Linked DNA regions of Homo sapiens: region 2 is linked to region 1. A link is an interaction called in ENCODE POLR2A ChIA-PET data of the cell type or tissue named here. Cell type or tissue: PC-3. All regions are shown on one strand. Each heading gives the region's core, and the rest is flanking DNA. Links, peaks and the distances in the headings are about the cores only.

What was found. ChIA-PET counts read pairs that join two places held together with the same protein. Peaks named below come from ENCODE experiments on the same cell type or tissue, not always from the same donor. Only the 100,000 strongest peaks of a DNase experiment are listed, where the experiment ranks them.
Region 2: POLR2A ChIA-PET joins it to region 1 with 19 read pairs; 2 of 35 experiments call an interaction of 5 or more read pairs at or near these places.

What each region holds. Positions count from the first base shown.
Region 1 is chr7:99,550,449-99,553,358 of GRCh38, reverse strand. It overlaps FAM200A (family with sequence similarity 200 member A), which reads left to right and starts at 1,245. Exons shown (of 2, transcript NM_145111.4): 1 at 1,245-1,505. It overlaps LOC105375422 (a long non-coding RNA gene), which reads right to left and starts at 1,194. Exons shown (of 3, transcript XR_927801.4): 1 at 875-1,194. RefSeq lists an enhancer at 1,499-1,688. In PC-3, for the core only: no CTCF peak of the experiment used is centred there; a DNase peak (open chromatin) is centred at 1,208; H3K4me3 peaks cover 1,968 bases; H3K27ac peaks cover 488 bases.
Region 2 is chr7:100,777,462-100,780,371 of GRCh38, reverse strand. ZAN (zonadhesin) reads right to left here. Exons shown (of 48, transcript NM_003386.3): 35 at 622-926. Among named protein-coding and RNA genes, the nearest start is that of ZAN, 45 kb to the right of the region's middle. In PC-3, for the core only: no CTCF peak of the experiment used is centred there; no DNase peak of the experiment used is centred there.

The DNA of each region.
Region 1 (2,910 bases), core at 223-2,722:
CTTTAGGCACTTCAGTGTAGGAATGGGGACGGGTGGGGAGGAGAGACTTTAGACAAAGAAGAAAAATACAGTGTGTAGCAATGTAATGACTCTTAGCGATGACTTGGAACCCTGGAAGGAAATATGAGGATGTATCTGGAGGAATAAGTTGAGACTATGATGTCATCACGGAGGACTGTAGGTTAGAAAGCCAGCCAGTGATAAAGGAGCAAAGATTGGATTTGACGGTGCCCTAGGAGGAAAAAAAAAAAAAAAAAAATATATATATATATATATATATATATATATGTGTGTGTATATATATATATGTGTGTGTATATATATATACATGTATATATATGTGTATATATATGTGTGTGTATATATATGTGTGTATATATATATATGGAGCAAAGATGCACTTAAGTGGATTATTGAGAAGACTCGTGGGTAGGTAGAAAATGGCAACCATAGCAAGATCAAACCCCCTAAGGAATGGAGCATTAGTGAGGGTCTAGAAGGTAATTCGGGATACCACGTAATCATAGGCTCTGTATCAGGTAGCCGTTCCTTTTGTAGGCTTTTATCTTATTGGGCTGTACCACAGACTTGCCCAGAACTTTTAGAGTCATGCCCCAGCCATTCAAGGTCTCAGTTACTGTTTTATAAAAGGTGAAGTTATTCTTGATCTAATCATAGAAGCCCTAATTATTACAATAACACTTGGACAGCAAAAACGCCTCAAATTCAACTTATTTCACCGTTGCTAATCTGAAAACTCCCTGGAAACATAAGGCAAACTCAGAATTTTATAACTATCTAGTGTTGGAAAGAACGTCTGTTGCCTATAGATCAAGTATTTGAAAATACTGCCCATTCAACTGGCAATACGTACATAATCAGCGTCTCAAGAGACAATCCCTTCGATTTGTGAAACCATTTATTCTTGATCTTCCTGTCTCCACCCTCGTTTCATTCAGCTCCTCTGCCACAGACAATCACTATTTTTATTGTAACTATTACAATTATTGTCATCAAGAAAAATAGAAGGAACATATAAATATCTGAGCAGGGCGGTATAAAGGGAAATTCATCCCTTTTTCCCCGCCCTGTGCACCTCCTCGGAGCGGACAAGCTGAGGAGCAAGATCCCCAAACCCGAGATTAGAGCCCTACACAGGGATGCAAAGTCCTCCCGCGATCCTAGAGAGGACCCCGAAGCGGAGCGCAGCTCCGGAAGGCGGGTGTGACGCACTTCCGGCTTTTGTGACGCTTTCCCTGGGCTCTGAAGGCCAGGGGGCTTGGATGTGAGTCTAGTGCTCCTGGTCCCCAAAGTCACAACCCCTTCTATCCCAGCATCCCAGACTTCTCCGGGCGGGGACAGAGTTGGACGTGCATGGCTGTGTCCTGCAATCCCCTCGCCACGACCGCCCGGGACGGAGTGGAAGCGGGTCCGTGCCCCCGTTCCTCGCGCCAGCCTCGGCGGTGGCAAGCGCTGTCCCCCAGCAGAGGTGTCCCTGGATACAGGTGGGAAGGGAACGAAGTTTTGGTTTCCGGATTGGAGACACCCCTGGGACTGGAGAGAGGCGGTCTGCGTGTCCCTTCTGGACCCCCAGTCCTGGTGTTTTACCCCAAAGACGCGCGGACAAAATGACCCCAGTCAGATATCTGTGCTCCCCAGTTGTGCCCACTGGTTTTTCTTGTGGTGGGGGCTTTTCTGGTTTCCTGGGTACCCCGAGTTGTAAAATTCTGGCGATCTTACACGATACCAAGTGCCATTGGCCTTATAATTTGTTTTATTCGGATGGGCTCGTTAAGCCAGTGTCCGCGGATGATATGTTCACCCTCAAACCCAGTACCATTATGGTGGTGATTAGAGTGAAGGCCGGGCGCAGTGGCTCACGCCCATAATCCCAGCACTTTGGGAAGCCTAGGCAGGCGAATCGTTTGAGGCCAGGAGTTCTGAGATCAGCCTTGCCAACCTAGAGAAACCCTGTCTCTACTAGAAATACAGAAAATTAGACGTGGCGGCACACGCCTGTAATCCCAGCTGCTTGGGAGGCTGAGGCAGGGGAATCGCTTGAACCCGGGAGGCGGAGGTTGCAGTGAGCCAGGATCGCGTCACTGCACTCCAGCCTGGGAGACAGAGAGAGAGAGTGAGACTCTGTCTCAAAAACAAAAAAAGAGAATGTTTGAAGCCTACTGAATAAAGAAGTGATTTGGATATAATAGGAAAAGCTCATTTACACTTCACCCTTTCCTTTCAAGACTTTAGGAAGGGGTCTTTTTGTTTCTTTGGTTGGTTTTTTTGTTTTTGAGACAGAGTCGCCCAGGCTGGAGTGCAGTGGTGCGATCTCGGCTCACTGCAACCTCCAGCGCCCGAGTTCAAGCTTCTCCTGCCTCAGCTTCCTGAGTAGCTGGAATTACAGGCGCCTGCCACCATGCCCGGCTAATTTTTGTACTTTTAGTAGAGACGGGGTTTCGCCATGTTGGCCAGGCTGGGAAAATGAACTCCTGACCTCAGGTGATCCGCCCGCCTCGGCCTCCCAAAGTGCTGCAATTACAGGGGTCAGCCACCACGCCCTGCCAGGAAGGGTTTTAAATGAGCAATTTCGGACATGGGGGGTTTTCAGTTGTGGGAGGTATCTATGCTTGACATCGAGGGATAAAGGAGAGAAGGGAATTTGTGGACGGTGCAGCGGACCATTGGGGACTGGTACCAGTTCTGCCATTGATGTTCTTGGATGAAACACATAGACCCACCAAGTCTCAAATGTGTCCTAAGTAAAGTAAAATAGATTATCTCAAGGTCTCTTCCAATTTTGGAATCTGCCGATAGACTGAATTTAACATTCAGCTAAGCAAAACCTATGGCCCCACATTCATTTCCATTTGTGCCACCAACATACAGAAAGTTACTTGCATTATTGAG
Region 2 (2,910 bases), core at 240-2,739, 1.2 Mb before region 1:
TTTAAAAGTATTTTAAATTTTTTAATACTTTATACGTTTTTGAATCCTGCAAATGTGTTACCTATTAAAAAAAACTCTATTGAATTCCTGTTTTAAATTGTAAAAGTTTCTGGCGTTATATAGTAGTGATGGTTGCACAACTTTATCAAGATACTAAAAGACACTTTTTTTTTTTTTTGAGATGGAGTGTTGCTCTTTTTGCCCAGGCTGGAGTGCAACGGCGCGATCTCGGCTCACTACAACCTCCGCCTCCCAGGTTCAAGCAATTCTCCTGCCTCAGCCTCCCGAGTAGCTGGGATTACAGGCATGTGCCACCACACCCGGCTAATTTTGTATTTTTAGTAGGATGGGGTTTCACCATGTTGGCCAGGCTGGTCTCGAACTCCTGACCTCAGGTGATCCACCCACCTTGGCCTCCCCAAGTGCTGGGATTATAGGCGTGAGCCACCACACCCAGCAAAAAAAATTTTATATAAAAATTAAAAAATAGTCCTTGTCAAAGAAACAATGAGGGCTGAGTTAGTCAGGAACGAACAGGAAGGAGAGTGAGGGAGCTCTCAGGGAAGCAGAGAGGGAAAGGGGGTTTGGGAGGGGTTTGGGGTGACAGCAGGGCACACTCACGGCAGAAGCTGCTGTTTCTCCAGAGTGGGGGCTTGAGCCCCTGGCTCTGGCAGGTGGCCCCGAAGGCTTGCAGAGCCTGGCAGAGGGCCTGGTAGAGACCTCCGAACTCACAGAGGGTGTTTGCACAGTCCACCAGGAAGGGCGTGAGGTCTATGCGGGAGGCGCACTGGGCCCACACAGGAGCCCGGAGCGCTGCCTCGCACTTTTCCCGCGCCCTGCGGAGGTCGGCCGCCCTGCAGTTTCCACTCGGGTTCTCCTGCTGTTCCGCTGGAATCTGCTGCTCATCTACCAGGAGACTCTGACAACTGGGAAGGGAAAAGAATCAGCCTAGGGACAGCCGTCCCCCTACTATGACACAAAATTTTTTTTTCTTTAGGGGGAGTCTTGCTCTGTCACCCAGGCTGGAGTGCAATGCAACAGTCTCAGCTCACTGCAACCTCTGCCTTCCCTCCCATGTTCAAGCGATTCTCCTGTCTCACTCAGCCTTCCGAGTTGCTGAGACTACAGGCACCCACCACCACGCCCGACCAATTTTTTTTTTTTTTTTGGAGACAGAGTCTCACTCTGTCACCCAGGCTGGAGTGCAGTAGTGCAATCTTGGCTCACTGAGACCTCCGCCTCCCGGGTTCAAGCGATTCTCCTGCCTCAGCCTCCCGAGTAGCCGGGATTACAGCCACCCGGCACCATGCCTAGCTAATTTTTGGTTTTGGTTTATCTGGAGACAAGGTCCCACTGTATCGCCCAGGCTGGAGTTCAGTGGTGTGATCTTGGCTCACTGCAACCTCTACGTCTCAGGTTAAAGCGATTCTCCTGCCTTAGCCTTTTGAGTAGCTGGGATTACAGGCACCCGCCACCATGACCGGCTAGTTTTTGTATTTTTAATAGAGACGAGGTTTCACCATGTTGGCAAGGCTGGTCTTGAACTCCTGGCCTCAAGTGATCCACCCGCCTCGGCCTCGCGAAGTGCTGAGATATCAGGCCTGAGCCACCACGCCTGGCCCTATGACAATGATCTGGTGCTCCCAAATGACCCAGAGAGACCTCTCAGGGATTCCCCACCCTCCTAACCCTTCTGGTGTTCACAGGGAAGCTGGTCTGAGCTCTGGCCAATCTTCCATCGGCCTCGTCTTCTCTCAGATTTCCTTTTTTGCTTCCCAATCTGTCGCCCAGTCTGGAGTACAGTGGTGTGATCAAGGCTCACTGCAACTTCAATCTCCCAGGCCCAAGGGATCGTCCCACCTCAGCCTTGTGAGTAGCTGGGACTAACCACACCTGGTTATTTTTCTTTCTTTTCTTTTTTTTTTTTTTCTGTAGAGATGAGGTCTTGCTATGTTGCCCAGGCTGGTCTCAAACTCCTAGGCTCAAGCAATCCTCCCACATTGGCCTCACGAAGTGTTGGGATTAGAGGCGTGAGCCACTGCACCCGGCTGTTTTTAAACTTTTTAAGACAGCATCTTGCTCTGTCATCCAGGCTGGAGTGCAGTGATGCAATCATAGCTCACTGTAGCCTTCAAATCTCGGACTCAACCAATCTTCCTGCTGAAGCCTCCCAAATAGCTGGGACTACAGGCATGTGCCACCATGGCTGGCTAATTTTTGTTTTTAATTTTTTTGTAAAGATGGGGTCTTGCTATGCTGCCTAGGCTGGTCTCAAACTCCTGGCCTCAAGTGATCCTCCAGTCTTGGCCTCCCAAAGTGCTGGAATCACAGGCATGAGCCTCTGCTCCTGCTCCTCCTCCAAGGTTTCTAAGCGAGGAAAGGAAGCTTTCACATTTCCTCAAGTGGGTTCTAGCAGCCTTGAGATGGATCAATTACACACATCGCCCCAGAATGCCCAGAAGTCATCGCCCTCAAATCACACACACAAAGCAACATTCTGGCCTGTAATCCCAGCACTTTGGGGGGCCGAGGCGGGAGGATCATTTGAGCCCAGGAGTTTGAGACCAGCCTGGGCAAAAGTGGCAAGACCCTGTCTCTACAAAAAATTTAAAAATTGAAGAAGAAAAAAGGAACATTCTGGTCTTCCTGCCCCAGGTGTGCCCTACAGTCTGGCTCCCTAGCTCATGTTGCTATGAAAAGCTGGAGGGGTGGCCAGGCACAGTGGCTCATGCCTGTAATCCTAGCACTTTGGGAGGCTGAGTGGGGCGGATCACTTGAGGTCAGGAGTTCAAGGCCAGCCTGACCAACATGATGAAACTCCGTCTCTACCTAAAATACACAAATTAGCCAGACGTGGGGCGTGGTGGTGTGCACCTGTAATCCCAGCTACTCGGGAGGTTGAGGCACGAG